2 separate regions of the Homo sapiens genome follow, and region 2 is linked to region 1. A link is an interaction called in ENCODE POLR2A ChIA-PET data of the cell type or tissue named here. Cell type or tissue: OCI-LY7. All regions are shown on one strand. Each heading gives the region's core, and the rest is flanking DNA. Links, peaks and the distances in the headings are about the cores only.

Region 1 (8,200 bases), core at 2,247-7,246:
AATCCATCCCTCAATGATGTCAAAAGTAACAGTATTTTTCAGAGTATAGCTTTCAAGCAGCCGCATTATGCCGCTTTCAGTAAAGAATCATGGGCGGCGGCGGCCTGGCGGGGGCGAGCGCGCTGTGGGCCGGCCCCGCGCAGCCTCAGGGCACCTCCCGCTCGCCGGGACTGAGTTCCGCGCCGGCGTGGCCTGCTGTGCTCCGAGCGCCAAGGGTCGGCGCGACCGCTCTCGGCTTTGGGGACCGGATGGAGGAGCGGCGTGTCGGCCTCGGGGGACGGTTCCCCCGACCTCAGACGGCTCTGGGGCGAGGGAGGGCGCGCGGAGGCTCGCGGGGACCACTGGCGCCCCCGGACCCGCTCAGCGGTCCCTGCTCACAGGCACCGCCCCCAGGAGCCTCGGCAGGGGCCTAGGACGCCCCGGTGTTCAGAAGAGAAGCAGGGTCAGGTTCACGCACACCCGCGATCGGATCGTAACTTTTTTTTTTTTTTGAGACGGAGTCTCGCTCTGCCGCCCAGGCTGGAGTGCAGCGGCGAGATCTCAGCTCACTGCAAGCTCCGCCTCCCGAGTTCACGCGATTCTCCTGCCTCAGCCTCTTGAGTAGCTGGGACTACAGGCGCCCGCCACCACGCCCGGCTAATTTTTGTATTTTTAGTAGAGATGGGGGTTTCACCATGTTGGCCAGGCTGGTCTTGAACTCCTGACCTCGTGATCCATTCGCCTCGACCTCCCAAAGTGCTGGGATTACAGGCGTCAGCCACCGCGCCCAGCTGATCGTTAACCTTAAAGTCATTGGTAACCCATGCTTCCTGGAGTTGCATTTGGGGTCACCCAGCGGCGAAGCCCATACAACTTGATACGCCCTTACACACAAGGCTCAGTTCAAGCGAAGGGAGGTCACAGCCAGGAGCCAGGGGCCAGCTGATAATGTACTTGATTCCACAGTCAAAGGAGCTGGATGGCGTCCCATGCAGAGTGCCGTCCTCTGGGAGTGTTTGAGTGTGAACTCCACGCCTTGACAGCTCCCTCCTGCTACTTGGGGCAGAAGCTCCCCCGACACCCAGTGGATGGTCCTCCTGGAGGAAAGCTATGTCACAAAGGATCCCTTCACCTCCGACAATGTCAGATTCCTGGTCCTTAGCTGGCGCTGCAGTTTGTGCAGCAGGCTGTGTGGCCAGTGTACTCGGAGTGATCCTGGAGTCTGAGAAGTCCCTGAGCATCTGCCACAGGGCGACATGCACACAGGGGAGCTGTATCAACAGCCAAGGGGGATGAGATGGGCCAGGGCGGGAGGAACCCCCGCAGTGCGGCGTTGGGAGTGTCTGAGGCGCATGGAGGAGCTGGCGGTCCAGGAGAAGCTGAGAAAGGAAGACTGGAAAGGAGTGCAGTTTATTCTACTTCAAGAGATTCTGCCTCCCTTGTGTCCATGAGAACATCAGTGCTTTTCCTCAGGAAATTCAGCAAGACTTGGAGTAAAGCTCCGTCAAAGAGGCCCCCCAGCCAGCCCGGTTCTCGGACATTGAGTGCAGCCGGGGCTGGGTCAACTGGCAGCACCCTGCACGGAGCTCCTGGGCCAGCCTGCGCCAAGGATGCTGCTGAGCCAGGAGCCGCTGTGCCCAGCCTCTTTTCTGGACCACTGCGAGCAGCACTGCAGCCCAGGGGAGCTGGAGTCCAGCTTGTAGCAGCCACAGGCCCAGGGAGCTGTGCCGAAAAGGTAGCCCAAAGGCAGACAGATGCCAGACCAGACAGAGCCGGGAACCCGGCCAGGTGCCCCCGCATGACCCTCGGGGCCGAGGCCTAAGTGAGTGCTGCTCAGATGTGACTAAGAGGGATGACCTCCTTCAGCGAGAAAGCTCCTAAGAGGCCACCTGCAGGTCCGTGTGGGGGAAGACGCCATGCTGTCTCGGGACCATGGCGCAAGGTAGGTGGCTGCAATGGTCTGTAAGGAAAATCACTGACAGCAGCTGCCTTCTGGAGCCAATCTGGAAGGTCTAGAGCGGGATAGAATTACTTCCCATCCTTATGTGATGCTTGGAAAATGGTTTAACCTTGATCATGTACTATGTTTATAATTAAAAATCCAAAGAACCAGCTAATGTTTGAAAAAGGAATCTTCCACTGAAACATCTGGGTACCTGACATTCTCCCAGGGCACTCTGGACCCGGCAGTGGTTGGGGTCTCCCGGGAAGCTGAGTGCTGGCTTACAGCCTCTCTGTAAGCTCTGGCTTCATCTCGGGCCCCTCCAATCTGTCTCCCCTGACCCCAAGTCAGGAATGCTGTGGGCTTCCTGCCCTCACCCCGCACCTCATGACCGTCACGCTGCCTGCCTGCTTGCCCCCTGCCACCTCGAATTCAGTCCTGGATGCCTTCGAAGCCCAGCCCCACTGCGTGCCAGGGGGTTCCTGCAGCATCCCCTCCTCCAGGCTCCCCATCTCCCTGAAGCTTCCAGGTAGCAGTTGGTGGGGCACTGATCTGTGAGCTCTGGAATGTCTGCTTAGATTTCTGAGAGGCAGGAACTGCTGTCTTTGTAAGTACTCAAGGCCAACTGTCACGTGATGAAGGAATGAATAAAGAATTTTTACTGAAAGGCCGGGAGCGGTAGCTCACGCCTGTAGTCCCAGCATTTTGGGAGGCCGAGGCGGGCGGTTCACGAGGTCAGGAGATCGAGACCATCTGGCTAACATGGTAAAACCCCGTCTCTACTAAAAGTACAAAAAAATTAGCCGGGTGTGGTGGCGGGCGCCTGTAGTCCCAGCTACTCAGGAGGCTGAGGCAGGAGAGTGGCGTGAACCCGGGAGGCGGAGGTTGCAGTGAGCCAAGATCGCACCACTGCACTCCAGCCTGGGCAACTGAGCGAGACTCCATTTCAAAAAAAAAAAAAGAGAAAGAGTTTTTACTGAAAAAAAAAAAATTGTCCAACTGAAGTTGGATACAGAAGTTGGTGCCTAAGATTTAGTCACATTAACTTCAAACAGAACTCTTGGCTTGCTTAATAATGGCTGGCAAGGCAACATCGTAACTTTTTCCCTAATTACAGAAGCATACTCCTGGTATAAAATTCGGAAAATATAAACCAGACAAAATTAATGAAATAAATATCTATTTAATATTTTGGAATATTTCCTTCCAAACATTACAAAACTTGAAATTAAACTCTATATTCAGTTGTGCATCCCATTTTTTTCACTTAATATTAAAAGCACTTTTTCATGTTGTTAAATCGTTTTTTAAAACATGACTTCTAAAGCTTACACAGTATTTCATAGTATGATGTTCCATTAATTTATTCCCCCATTGTCAGATATTTTCACTATTTTTGTTTTGTTTTGAGACAGTCTTGCTCTGTCGCCCAGGCTGGAGTGCAGTGGCACGATCTCAGCTCACTGCAACCTTCACTTTCTGAATTCAAGTGATTCTCCTGCCTTAGCCTCCCGAGTAGCTGAAACTAGAGGTGCAGGGCACCATGTCTGGGTAATTTTTTGTAATTTTAGTAGAGATGGGGTTTCACCCTGTTGGCCAGGCTGATCTTGAACTCCTGGCCTCAAGTGATCAGCCTGCTTTGGCCTCCCAAAGTGCTGGGATTACAGGCATGAGCCACTGCACCTGGCTGCTATTTTCACTAATATAAACAATGCCATGATAAGTAAGTGTCTCAATCAATTGTATCATGTTCTGGCAATATAACTGATACCTGATTATGTGAATAACATATACAGCCTGTAAATACTGCCCATAGCCATATACAGAAGAGGAGACACCAAAATAATTCTGAAGATTAAAAGGCCAAAATTATCTTCATGTTGATGAACTGGATAGCAAAAAGTCAATTTATGAATTAATATAAAGTAGTTCCAGCAAGGGAATAACTCATTAATTAATCAAGTTTTCCTAAATGAGAAATACATTTGTTTATTCATTCATTCAGTCAGTATTTATTGAGTGTCAACAAAGCACCAGGCACCATTTCACAGCTAGGAATTCGGCAATAAGTAAGATAAGGTCCCTGGCTCCTTGAAGCTTATGATCTAGTAGGGGAGACAAACTATAAATAAATAATTTCAAATAGTAAAAGATAACCAGGCGCGGTGGCTCACGCCTATAATCCCAGCACTTTGGGAGGCCGAGGCAGGCAGATCACGAGATCAGGAGTTCAAGACCAGTCTGACCAACATGGTGAAACCACATCTCTACTAAAAATACAAAAATTAGCTGGGAGTGGTGGCACACGCCTATAATCCCAGCTACTCAGGAGGCTGAGGCAGGAGAATCACTTGAACCCAGGAGGTGGAGGTTGCAGTGAGCCGAGATTGAGCCACTGCACTCCAGCCTGGGCAATAGAGCAAGACTCCATCTCAAAAAAAAAAAAAAAGTAAAAGATAAAAGTCAAAAGAGGAAGAAACGGGTGTTATCATTAGAGAGGGGGTAGTGACATTTGGACACCAGTGGCTTCCTACCGTATTACCCTTAGGATAAAATCCAAGTTCCTTTACTTGGCCTATTAGTGCCCTTCAGAAACTAATGACTCTTTTTCTTTGACCAAATTTACTCTCTTCATGTCCCTGTCCTTTGCCCCATATCCCCATTCCCACACCCATGAACTTCCTCTCTTACCTTAGGATCTTACATAATTCTCTCCCCCTCCCTGCAGACCATCCTCCTATATTACCCCCAACCCCCAAAACACATACATACTATCACTTTGATTCACCTGGCTTTTACTCTTTCTTCAGCTTCAGGAAAGCTGTCCTGGATTCCCTTAAAATTGGTCAGATGCCACTGCTATGTTCTCCCATAATACTGTGCACTTCCTCCATCATGGTATTATCCTTCCACCACACTGCCTTAGAGACTTCCTGTTTATATTCTGTCTCATCTGTTAGGCTGTAAGCGTGACAAGATCAGGAAACAAAATGTTCTCTTTCCCCATCATCCCTCCTCTACCATATGCATTCAAGTGCATAATGCAGTTTCTAGCAGAGCAGTACTCAAACATATGTTTGCTGAATAATCAATAATCACTGAACAATAATCTAGTCTATTCATAAGACATTGGACTTGTGGTGCTCTCAAACCAGAACACAGCTAAAGGGATTGTTCCTTAACATCTACAAAATGCCATTGAGTTACATAAACCAACCAAGATTACCATTCATTCATTCATTCATTCATATTAGACATTTAGGGATGTGTTGACAAGTCACAAGGGTTCCCAGTCAAGTGTTCCAGGTCTAGTAAATGAGCCACTGCTACAAAGCAGAAAAGGCAGTGTGACAGAGGTAAGCACAATAGGCTACAGAAGGCCAGAGGGGCATCTCATCAGCCTACGGAAGGGGGCAAGGAAACATTAGGGAAAACATCTAGTAAAACAAAATCTAGGGCAATGCTTAAGTTGTGCTACATTTATTTATTCAATATTTGGGGGACACCTATTGTTTGTCTGCCATTATTCTAGACAATGGAGACACAGTATTGAACAAAACAAAGTCCCTAATCTCACAAAGGTTACATTCATGTAGAAACAGACAACACACAAGAAAAAAAATAGTCCAGGCACAGCGGCTCATGCCTGTAATCCCAGCACTTTGGAAAGCCGAGGCAGGTGGATCACTTGAGGTTAGGAGTTTGAGATCAGTCTGGCCAACATGGCAAAACCCAGTCTCTATTAAAGAATATAAAAATTAGCTGGGCGCAGGGGCTCACACCTATAATCCCAGCTACTTAGGTGGCTGAGGTATGAGAATCATTTGGACCAGAGAGGTGGAGGTTGCAGTGGGCTAAGATCATACCACTGCAATCCAGCCTGGGCGACAGAGGGAGATTCTGTCTCAAAAAAAAAAAAAAAAAAAGAAAGAAAAAAATTATATATATATAGAAATATAGTATGACAGATAGGGGTTAAGTTGTATGAAGAAAAATAAAACAAGGTATGGGGGATAGAGAGTAAGGAAGGTGGGAGGATACCATTTTCTATAAGGGCAGTAAGTCAGGAAAGACAAAAGAGCTTACTGATAAGGTGACATTTCAGAAATCTGAAAATAGCAGGTCATGTAGATTCCTGGGAGATGAGTGGTTGAGGCAAAGAGAGTAGCCAGTCCAAAGGCCTCAGGGTGGGACAACACATTTGAGGAACAGCTAGAGGGCCCGTGGGGCTAGAAGAGAATGAGAAAGGGAGAGAAGAGATGAGATCAGAGAGGTAACTGCCAGATTATGTAGCATGTAGGGTCTTGAGGGCAGAACTACTATCAGCCTAGGGGGTACCTTTGTGCGGTTTAGAAAAAGAGGTCCCTTTCTCTGGGCAGACTTGGCAAGAGGAGCAACACTGGACTGTGGCCTCTACTTGTTCCAGCACTGGAGCAACAGCCTCACTTGTAAGAATTTAGGCTTTCCTCTGAGTGAGATTCGAAGCCTTTAGAGGCCTGTGTGCAGAAGAGTGGGAGAGCTGACTTAACATTTTAAAGAATTGTTCTTGGCCAGGCATGGTGGCTCATGCCTGTAATCCCAGCACTCTGGGAGGCCAAGGCGGGCAGATCACCTGACGTCGGGAGTTCCAGACCAGCCTGACCAACATGGAAAAACCCTGTCTCTGCTAAAAATACAAAATTAGCTGGGCGTGGTGGCGCATGCCTGTAATCCCAGCTACTGGAGAGGCTGAGGCAGGAGAATCACCTAACCCGGGAAGCAGAGTTTGCGGTGAGCCAAGATTGTGCCATTGCACTCCAGCCTGGGCAACAACAGCGAAACTCCATCTCAAAAAAAAGAAAAAAAAGAATTGTTCTTGTTGCTCTGTGGAAAACAGATTATAGGACGCAAGGGTCAAAGCTGGAAGTGCTGTTACGAAGCTACTGCAATAATCAAGGCAAAAGATGATGGTGGCTTGAATCAGGGTGCTAACAATGGAGGTGGTAGGAAGTGTTCTGCATATATTTTGAAAATAAAGCCAAGATCTGCCAAGGTAGATAAGATGTGGGATATAAAAGAACAGTCAAGGATAATCATAAAGTTTTTGGCCTTAGTGACTGGAGAAATGGGAATTGCCATATATAAACATGGGAAGAGCAATTTCATGAGATTAAGTGTTTGGGGCCTGTCCATTAGAGATGTTGAGTAGATAGCTGGATATGTGAAGATGAAGTTGTGACATATCTGTGACATATCTGGTCTGACAGATAAGTTTATGAGTCATTTGCATATGATGATACTTTAAAAGTTATTAAACAAAAATGAGATAACCAAGAAAATGCAGACAAAGCAGAGGTCCAAGGACTGGGCCTTGGGGATACTCCATGGTTAGAGGTCTTGCAGATCAAGAGGAAGCAGCAAATGAGCCTGGAAAAGAGCCTCCAGGGTGGCAGAAAAACTGAGAGGTGAAGTCTTTGAAAGGTTTTCAAAGAGAGATGGAATGAGCAACTGTGTCAAATACTGCTGACAGATCAAATAAGATGAAATGACCATTGAATTTAGCAACATGGAGGTCATTAGTGACCATTACAAGAGCTATCCGATCAGAATGGTGGGGACAAAAGCCTGACAGGAGTGGGTTCAGACAACGGAAGGGAAAGATTAGAGACAATATGTACAAGCAACTCTAGGAAATTTTGTTGTAGAGACTAGTTGGCGGACTAGGGGATGAAAAATGTTCCAGGAGGCAGGGCGTGGTGGCTCACGCCTGTAATCTCACCACTTTGGGAGGCCAAGGAGGATGGATCATTTGAGGTCAGGAGCTAGAGAACAGCCTGGCCAACATGGTGAAACCCCATCTCTACTAAAAATACAAAAATTAGCCGGGTGTGGTGGTGGGCGCCTGTAATCCCAGCTACTCGGGAGGCTGAGGCAGAAGAATTGCTTGAACCTGGGAGGCGGAGTTTACAGTGAGCCGAGACCGCGCCACTGCACTCCAGCCTGGGCAACAGAGCGAAATTCCGTCTCACGAAAAAAAAAAAAAAAAGTTCCAGGAAGAATAAACGACTGGATTCTTCAGAAATGCCAAAACACGGGAGGGCATAGGTCAGGAAATTAAATTAGCTTCATTTACTAAAATGTAGAGTAATGGGTTTAGCAGATTAGGTTGTAAGGAAGGCAGAGGCTGAATGTCATTCTAAGAAATTTGAATTGTATCCTGAAGGTGAGGTATAAAATAATAACACACATTTACCTTTCAGAATGAATATTTTGGAGGCAATAGTGAAGGTGGGTTAGAAA
Region 2 (9,531 bases), core at 2,255-7,254, 160 kb after region 1:
GTAGCAACTGGATTAATGGTACTGGAATCTGTTCTTTGTTTTTGATACTAGTGACATCATACCATACAAACATTTCCTAATAAATTTCCTAATTGTAACATGTTCTTTCCTTTGCAGCCTCAAATGGTTCAGAGCATTATTTTAGTGGTGTTTGAACAACAATGTTCTTCATTTAATACTTATTCAAACTGCGGCCAATATAGTCACACCAAACACTGGCTATGACAGGGTTCTATAGACAACTAAAATTTGTTTACTTGTAAATGCTGTCTCTGATACTCAAATTCACCATCTCTCCCTTATTCACAGGGCTAAAAATAACTTTAAAGAAAAATAAATTTTTTAAGAGCCTAGGTAATTTTACATAACAGCTATAATTTACTTTATTTTCTGACTTGAAAACTTTTGAATACTCATTTGCAAGACAAAAAGGTGTTTGCTACGGATCAAGTGATTATTTGAAAAGGTCTGAATTGCCATTTAACCATAATGAAGTATATCTTTGATAAACTTTCTGATAATCTAATGTTACCACTTATTTCTCTCATGACCTCTCATATTACTACTTCATTAGTCTTATATTATTAATCACAACAGAAATTGTTTTGCTTAGTTTTTTACTCATCTATTATTCCTCTACTAGTACCATAGTTCCATGAAAATAGGGACATGGTATGTCCTATGCACCACTGTAGCACCAGTACCAGGTAGAATATCTGGCATTCAAGAAACGGGAGAGGGAAAATGTGAATGACATTAGAATTTGTATTGAGCTTTTACAGGTTCTAAATCATAAAAATGAAAAAAAAAAAAAACAAAAGAGTACTGACATTTAAATTTACCTATCATTACTGAAAAGATAAATTGAAATAATCCTCCCTCCAACAATCATCTTAGGGTATTCTGTCAATATTCTTTTCTCCCTGGGAATCATCTTTACAAGATGACCTTGATGCTTACCAACCTATCAAAAAAATTTTTTGGGAAACATACACTTTTGAATTTTAACTTATCCAAATTCACTTTCCCCTTTGTGAGTCAGAATAATCAAAATGTACTAAAATGGCCCGGCACGGTGGCTCATGCCTGTAGTCCCAGCATTTTGGGAGGCCAAGGAGGGAGGATCACCTGAGGTCAGGAGTTTGAAACCAGCCTGGCCAACATGGTGAAACCCCGTCTCTATTAAAAATACAAAAAAAAATTAGCCAGGTGTGGTGGCAGGTGCCTGTAATCCCAGCTACTCAGGAAGCCGAGGCAGGAGAATCGCTTGAACCCGGGAGGCGGAGGTTGCAGTGAGTCAAGATTGTGCCACTGCACTCCAGCCTGGGCAACAAAGCGAGACTCCGTCTTAAAAAAAAAAAAAAAAGAAAAGAAATACTAAAATACTAAATACTAAAATACTTCGCCTCAAATACATCTTCTCAGGGGCATATGACATACAAAAAATTTAAGTTTTCTACAGTCGTTCCCCAAAATCTGATTTTTCTAAGAGAAGGTAATTTAAGGGCTGATGAGAATTCCATTGATTTGGAAAATATTAACTTGCAATGTGTCATATATTAAACCACACCCTCTCTAATATAATAAGAACAAAAAAATTATTTCAGTAAGTCTATTAACTGTATATATAAAATGTCTGACCTATTTCTGAAGACAATTTAAAGTATTGGTTGGTGCGAAAGTAATTGCGCTCAAGACTACAGTGACCTATGAGCTACGACCATGCCACTGCACTCCAGCATGGGCGACAATACCAGACTCTGTCTCAAAAAATTAAAAAATATAGCATAGTGACACACATGTGTAGTCCCAGCTACTTAGGAGGCTGAGGCGGAAGGATTGCTTGAGCCCAGAAGGTCTTAGCTACAGTGAGCTGTGACTTAGGCAACAAAGACAGACCTTGTTTCAATCAATCAATAAAAAATGTAAACACATAAAAACATAATTTATAAACACATAAGGAAAAAAAAAATCCAGGTGGGGCAGAGGTTGCAGTAAGCCGAGATTGCACCACTGCACTCCAGCCTGGGTGACAGAGCAAAACTCCATCTCAAAAAAAAAAAAAATCCAGAAGTGTATATATATTCAGGTGATAACAGTGCTAATTTCCTGGCACTAGAACTATGTCTATATTATCTATTTTTTTTCTAATTTTCTACATTACAACAATATTGCTTCTATATGAACTTGCTTAAATATACATATTTAATTATATATTTAATTATATATTGAATATTATATATAAATTATATATATATACATATATACGTATATATGTGTATATATACACATATATACGTATATATGTGTATATATACACATATATACGTATATATGTGTATATATACGTATATATATGTATATATGTGTATATATACATATATATATATATATATTTTTTAAAGACAGAGTCTCGCTCTGTCGCCCAGGCTGGAGTGTAGTGGTGTGATCTCCGCTTACTGTAACTTCTACCTCTCTGGTTCAAGCAATTCGTGCGCCTCAGCCTCCCAAGTTGCTGGGATTACAGGCACGCACCACCACACCTGGCTAATTTTTGTATTTTTAGTACAGGCAGGGTTTCACCACGTTGGCCAGGCTGGTTTGGAACTCCAGACCTCCAGTGATCCACCCATCTTGGCCTTCCAAAGTGCTGGGATTACAGGCATGAGCTACCGCGCCTGGCTAAACTTGCTTAAAATAAAGGTGATTCAGGGTTGGTTGCACAACAAGCAACAAATCTGCTCTGAAGCAATGCATCCTTGACTTGAATACAAAGAATTGGCACAGATAAAGTCCCCCCAAAAAATGAGTTCACAATTAAAACACACACATATCACTGCCACCCCCACCACTGCCACTACTACTATCACCACCACTACCAAAAGAAACAGCAAGCAGAAAACAAAGGACAGATCCAGATCTGTACATATTTCAGATTTCTGAATAATCAGATATGAAATCTAAAACGGAAAAATTTTAAATATCTGAAGAAAAGAAAATGATTAATGAGCAAAATGAAAAGGTAATGTAAAAAGAACCAAATCTTCCAGAAATGAAAGATATAATCAATGGGTTAAACAGAAGATTTGACACAAATATGGAGTGAATTAGTAAATTAGAGAGTTCTGAAAACAAGACTCAGAATGCAGCACAAGCTTAATAAATAAAAGTTTAATAAGCAAGAAATAGAGTAAGAAAGTCTAACATATATCAATAAAAATATTTGAAAGATACCAGATTAGAACAAATATTAGAAGAATAAATACTAAAAGTAGCTTTGAAAGAAAAAAGACAGTCTAGCCGGGCGCGGTGGCTCACGCCTGTAATCTCAGCACTTTGGAAGGCTGAGGCGCGTGGATCATCTGAGGTCAGGAGTTCGAGACAAGCCTGGCCAACATGGTGAAACCACACCTCTCATAAAAATACAAAAATTAGCCGGGCCTGGTGGCACGTGCCTGTAGTCTCAGCTACTCAGGGGCCTGAGGCAGGAGAATCCCTTGAATCCGGGAGGCAGAGGCTGCAGTGAGCTGAAATTGCACCATTGCACTCCAGCCTAGGTAACAGAGTGAAACTCCATGTCAAAAAAAAAAAAAAAAAAAAAAAAAAAAAGACAGCTTAAGTAACAAAAATTAGAGAGCTAACTTCTCCAGAGCAAAAAGAATCCAGAGAGGCCAGGCATGGTGGCTCACACCTGTAATCCCAACACTTTGGGAGGCCGAGGCAGGCGGATTACCTGAGGTCAGGAGTTCAAGACCAGCCTGACCAATATGATGAAACCTGTCTCTACTAAAAATACAAAAATGAGCCGGGCGTGGTGGCATGTACCTGTAATTCCAGCTACTCAGGAGGCTGAGACAGGAGAATCACTTGAACCCAGGAGCCAGAGGTTGCAGTGGTCAAGATCATGCCACTGCCCTCCAGCCTGGGCAACAAGAGCAAAACTCCGTCTCAAAAAAAAAAAAATACAGAGACAGAAGAATTAAGTGTGCAAAGTACTGACAGAAAAATAATTGTCAACCTAAAACTGCATACTTAAAAGTATTTCATCCTAGTGCAATCACTCACGCCCATAATCCCAACACTTTGGGAGGCTGAGGCAAGAGGACTGCTTGAGCCCAGACGTTCAAGACCAGCCTGGGCAACATAGTGAGACTCTGTCTCTTTTTTATTTTATTTTTTGTAGATTGTATTTTATTTTATTTTATTTTATTTTTTGTAGATGGAGGTTTGCTCTTGCTGCCAAGGCTGGAGTGCAACAGCATGATCTCGGCTCACTGCAAACCCTGCTTCCTGGGTTCAAGTGATTCTCATGCCTCAGCCTCCTGAGTAGCTGAGATTACAGGTGCCCACCACCAAGGCTGGCTAATTTTTGTATTTTTAGTAGAGACAAGGTTTCGCCATGTTGGACAGGCTGGTCTCGAACTCCTGACCTCAAGTGATCCGCCCACCTCGGCCTCCCAAAGTGCTGGGATTACAGGTGTGAGCCACTGTACCCAGCCTTCTGTCTCTATTTAAAAACTAAAACAAACAAAGAACTATCTTCCAAAAACAAGAGTGAAATAAAGGCATTTTCAGACAAATATTCTCAAAGAAAAACATGCAGCTTGAGCTAAAGAAAAAGGGCTGGGCGCACGGCTCATGCCTACAATCCTAGCATTTTGGGAGGCCGAGGCGGGTGGATCACAGGAGGTCAGGAGTTCGAGACCAGCCTGGCCAACATGGCGAAACCCAGTCTCTACTAAAAATACAAAAAAATTAGCCGGGTGTGGTAGTGGGCACCTGTAATCCCTGCTACTCGGGCAGCTGAGGCAGGAGAATTGCTGGAACCCAGGAGGCGGAAGTTGCAGTGAGCTGAGCTCGTGCCACTGCATTCCAGCCAGGGCAACAGATTGAGATTCCATCTCAAAAAAAAAAAAAAAAAAAAAAAAGAAACATTGGTTTTATTTATTTAATAGTACTTCTCAATATTTAATTTGTAGGGTAAAGAAAAAAACCCGAAAATACAAGACAAGAAAAGCTTAAAAGTCATAAAAGAGAATGACTAGAATTAAAACATTCTAAAGTCATAGCACTATTCCATAAAAGGGTAAAGATACTCATTAATTTTGGCCTTTCCTATGTTTAGGTATAAAATGTATGATTTTGAAAGTCACCTCTGAAAAAACAGGAAGAGTGAAAAAATTTTAAACCAGGAGAAAGGAAAAACATGTAGAAACAATTACTGATAGGCCAGGCATGGGGGCTCATGCCTGTAATCCCAGCACTTTGGGAGGCTGAGGGGGGCAGATCACTTGCGGTCAGGAGTTTGAGACCAGCCTAGCCAACATGGTGAAACCCTGTCTCTACTGAAAACATAAAAATTAGCTGGACACGGTGGTGCACACCTATAGTCCCAGCTACTCAGGAGTCTGAGGCAGGAGAATCGCTTGAACCCAGGAGGCAGAGGTTGCAGTGAGATGAGATTGCGCCACTGCACTCCAGCCTGGGTGACAGTGAGGCTCCATCTCAAAAAAAAAAAAAAAAAAAAGAAAAAGAAAAAAGAAAAAAAAATTGGAAAAGAGACAATTACTGATAAATAATCAAATTCTTCAGGAAGATTTAACAATTTTAAATTTATTTGCACCTAATAACAGGTTCAAAGTCTATAAGACAAAATTTGATAAATTCATCATCATATGGGATATTTCAACTCCTCTTTCTCAATAACTAATCACTCAAAAGACAAATCAACAAGGCTGTAAAAGATTGGAACAATACAATTAACAAACAAGGTTGCTCTCACTCTGCGCCCAAACAATTGGAGAATACATACTTTTTCAAGCACACATAGAACTTTAAAGAAAACTGACAACGACATACTAGGCCAAGCTAAGTAATTCTTAACAAATATCAAAGAATCAGTATTATACAAACCACATTCTTTGACCAAAAATCAAAAGCAAAAAGGTTACTTGAAAAATACCATGTTCAAAAATTTAAAAGCATACTTCTAAGTAACTCGTAAGTGAAATAAATCATAGCAGAAATTAGAAAATGCATAGAAATAATCATCTTTTAAAATACGCCATACCAAAATTTATGCAATGCAGATATAGCAATTTTGAGAGGTATATTGAAATCCTCAACAATGTTCATATTTAAAAACGAAAATATGCATCCAATTCAGGTTTTTTTTTTAAAAAAAATGGAAGTACACTTTTCAAAGGCATAATTCAAGAAGTCTAACAACAAAATGTTACACTATGCAAGTTCTCAGGAAACTGGGACCTGATTTTTAAAACATAAAATACAATAGTCATTTGTAACATTAGAAAATTATTAAATGCTTGCTTAAGCCTTTAACATTCATAAAAAATAAACTATCTTATTTACTACTCTAACTCTAGCAAATAGATCAGAACCTAGCATATAATAAGCGTTTAAATATTTGTGAGATGACTGATACTAAATAATACAAAAATGTAAGTAGTTATTAAAACCCCAGATTTTTAAAAAGAGCACTTACCTGGTAATAAAATTTTATCTGTCTCACCAAAATGGATAGATTGTGCATTCTAAGTGAGGCATCATTATTGACTTTTTTATTTACTCTCTGACTCTCCAATTTAGGATTACTGTAAGAAATACAAAAATACTTTAAAATTACATAAAATACTACTATCAATCTATATATAATTAAAATTAATCATATAATACTTTTTTATTTAAATAAATTGTGTGCTCATCTGCATTAACAGAGATGGTCCAAAAGGGCAGATTATTACTTTGACATGTATTCCGTGCTTCTAATTAATACAAATGCAACTGATTTCCCAAAGCAAGAACAAAATTAATTTCAAACCTAAGTCAGATGTTGCCTTTCATTGTCATGTTGCCACTCCACATTCCTGGGATGAATAACTTACTATTTCCTTTGAATATATAGTTCTATCACACAAAATAAATCCATTTAAAATATGGGCTAATAATAACCAATAAATGTTATTTCTCCTCACTGGGTAATAGGGATTATATTTGAACAGGCAATGTCCCAGAGAAATTCAAGGTTAAAGTGGATGACACAGGTTAGTACTTTTATTTTGGGTAAAATTGTAGATTCAATGAAAGCAAAGGGCTCAATAATCCTGAGGCAGCAGAAACTGCAGAAGAAAAATAGTCAAGTCAACCATGGTTTAGAATGGGAAATTGCGGCACCTCCACACAAGGATGCAGGAAAGTCAAGAAATCGACACCCATCCAACAGGAAATAGAAACTGAATAGAAACGCCTCATTCTTTAATCTGTTCCCTTTCTACACAGTCCATTGCATTCCTAATGCCTTCAGTTCCTTCCCTAAACAGATTAGAATCTATGGTGCTTTATTTCCATAATTCTCAAACTTTTAGGTCTCAAGACCCCTTTGTAATCTTAATTGATGACTCCAAACAATTTTTGATGTTGTGGGCTATCTTTAATTAATACTTAGTGTGTTAGGAATAAAGACTGAGGTAGGGCACGGTGACTCACGCCTATAATCCCAGCAGTTTGGGAGGCCCAGGCTGGTGGATCACCTGAGGTCAGGAGTTCAAGACCAGCCTGGCCAACATGGTGAAACCCCATCTGTATTAAAAATACAAAAATTAGCCAGGTGTGGTGGCATGCAACTGTAGTCGCAGCTACTTGGGAGGCTGAGGCAGGAGAATCACTTGAACCCAGGAGGCAGAGGTTGCAGTGAGCCAGGATCGCACCACTGCACTCCAGCCTGGGCTACAGAGCGAGACTCAAAAAAAAAAAAAAATAAAAAATAAAGATAGAACATTTCAAAGTTATTTATGTATCAACTCACTTTAACAAAATAATAAACCCACTACAGGCTAACAAAAACCAAACAAAAACAACTTAGAAAACTGAGTGGTATCGTTTTACTATTTTTGTGTATCTCTTTAATGCGTGGTTTAACTTTTAAAAAACAGATTCTTATCTTTGCTTTTGCATTGAATCCACTGCTTATTATTTTGGTTCAAGTATATTAAGACATTTCACCCTCACACGTAGTTAGAAGTGGGAAGACCCTATGGATCCCCAAAAGGATCCTCCATCCATACTCTGAGAACCACTGCTTCAACTATTTGCTTTCCACCACTCCCAATAACTTGATTCTTTTGTCCCCTGACCACATTCTTAATCCCCAACCTTGGATCAATTCAACCACTTACGCTGAGATTACTCAAGGGACTAGTTGAGAAAATAATGCAACCAAACTGAGCTATTAATAAAATATGAAGGGGAAGCTATTACAAAAAGGAGGAAGATACCCTCTTGCCATAAAAAACTAGAAAACTGGACAAAGCATGAAAAAACTATTTTCAGACTTTGGACAGCAGGTAATGCAAAGCTAGGTTCTCTCTAGTAAGGCACTGAGGTGCTTTCCAGAATGAGGTACAGAAAAATGGGTAGCCCAAGTCTTGCTGAACTTGAGGAGACAAAGCTGGAGTTCATGGATGCTAAACTGACACATTCAGAAAAGAATACCAAAGAAAAGGGAGCTACACTAACAAAGGGCTCCAAAAATCTGCCTTTAAGATTTTGGCTTTGGCTTCACACAGGCATGAATGTAGTGGCTCATGCCTGTAATCCCAGGACTTTGGGAAGCTAAAACGGGAGGAATGCCTGAGGCCAGGTATTCAAGACCAGCCTGGGCAATATGGTGGAAGCCTGTCTTGAAAACAAAGCAAAACAAAAAACCAAGAAAATTTTGGCTAAACACTAAATTGTGCATGTATAACCTAAAACTCCACAAGGCTAAGCAAAGATCAAATACAAGAAAGCTGTAAGCTAAACAATTCTCAGAGCTCACAATGTAAAGAGAGAAATTTGAGTTCTGACAAGTAGAGTGGAGTAGACTTAATGAACATCCAGAACATACAGCAGAGACCGCAGAAGAGTCATGTGTTAGAAGGAGGACTAAATCAGCAGCTGAGTAAAAGCTATTCAAGAACCCCACCCCCAACAAAACAAGTCTTGAAAGGATCATGCTGATTGCAAGTAACTTGACAACCTGCCAAAACAAAGTTTGTCACTCTAAAAGGACAAGGTCCAGACACTCCAAAATATAATCATTACAATGTCCAGCATAAAATAAAAAAATTAATAGACACAAAAGATCAGGAAAATGTGATCTATAACCAGGAAAGAAAATGGAAACAGTCAACAGAAACAGACCCAGAAATGAAAAAGATCATGGAAATAACAGACAAGGACTTTCTACTAAAGGATTTAAAGAAAGACATGAACGTTAAGTAGGAAGAAATGTAAATTATGTTTTGAAAAACTCAAATGGGACTTCTGAAGCTGCAAAATACAACTATTTGAAATGAAAAATTCACCGCAGGAGCTTAACAATGGATTAGAAACTGTATAGCAAACGATTAGTGAACTTGAAGACATTACAATAAAAACAGTCCAAAGAAGCATGGAGAAGAGGGGAGAAAAAGCTGAAATGAATGAACAGAGACTAAATGATCTATGGGGCAATATTAAACACATATTACT

What was found. Peaks named below come from ENCODE experiments on the same cell type or tissue, not always from the same donor. Only the 100,000 strongest peaks of a DNase experiment are listed, where the experiment ranks them.
Region 2: POLR2A ChIA-PET joins it to region 1 with 5 read pairs; 3 of 35 experiments call an interaction of 5 or more read pairs at or near these places.

Annotation. Positions count from the first base shown.
Region 1 is chr2:55,223,323-55,231,522 of GRCh38, forward strand. It overlaps CLHC1 (clathrin heavy chain linker domain containing 1), which reads right to left. Exons shown (of 13, transcript NM_152385.4): 2 at 4,710-4,882. It also overlaps the pseudogene CDPF1P1. Among named protein-coding and RNA genes, the nearest start is that of CLHC1, 4.9 kb to the right of the region's middle. RefSeq lists a silencer at 77-456. In OCI-LY7, for the core only: no CTCF peak of the experiment used is centred there; a DNase peak (open chromatin) is centred at 4,849; H3K4me3 peaks cover 645 bases; H3K27ac peaks cover 529 bases.
Region 2 is chr2:55,382,273-55,391,803 of GRCh38, forward strand. CCDC88A (coiled-coil domain containing 88A) reads right to left here. Exons shown (of 33, transcript NM_001365480.1): 3 at 6,506-6,614. Among named protein-coding and RNA genes, the nearest start is that of CCDC88A, 33 kb to the right of the region's middle. In OCI-LY7, for the core only: no CTCF peak of the experiment used is centred there; no DNase peak of the experiment used is centred there.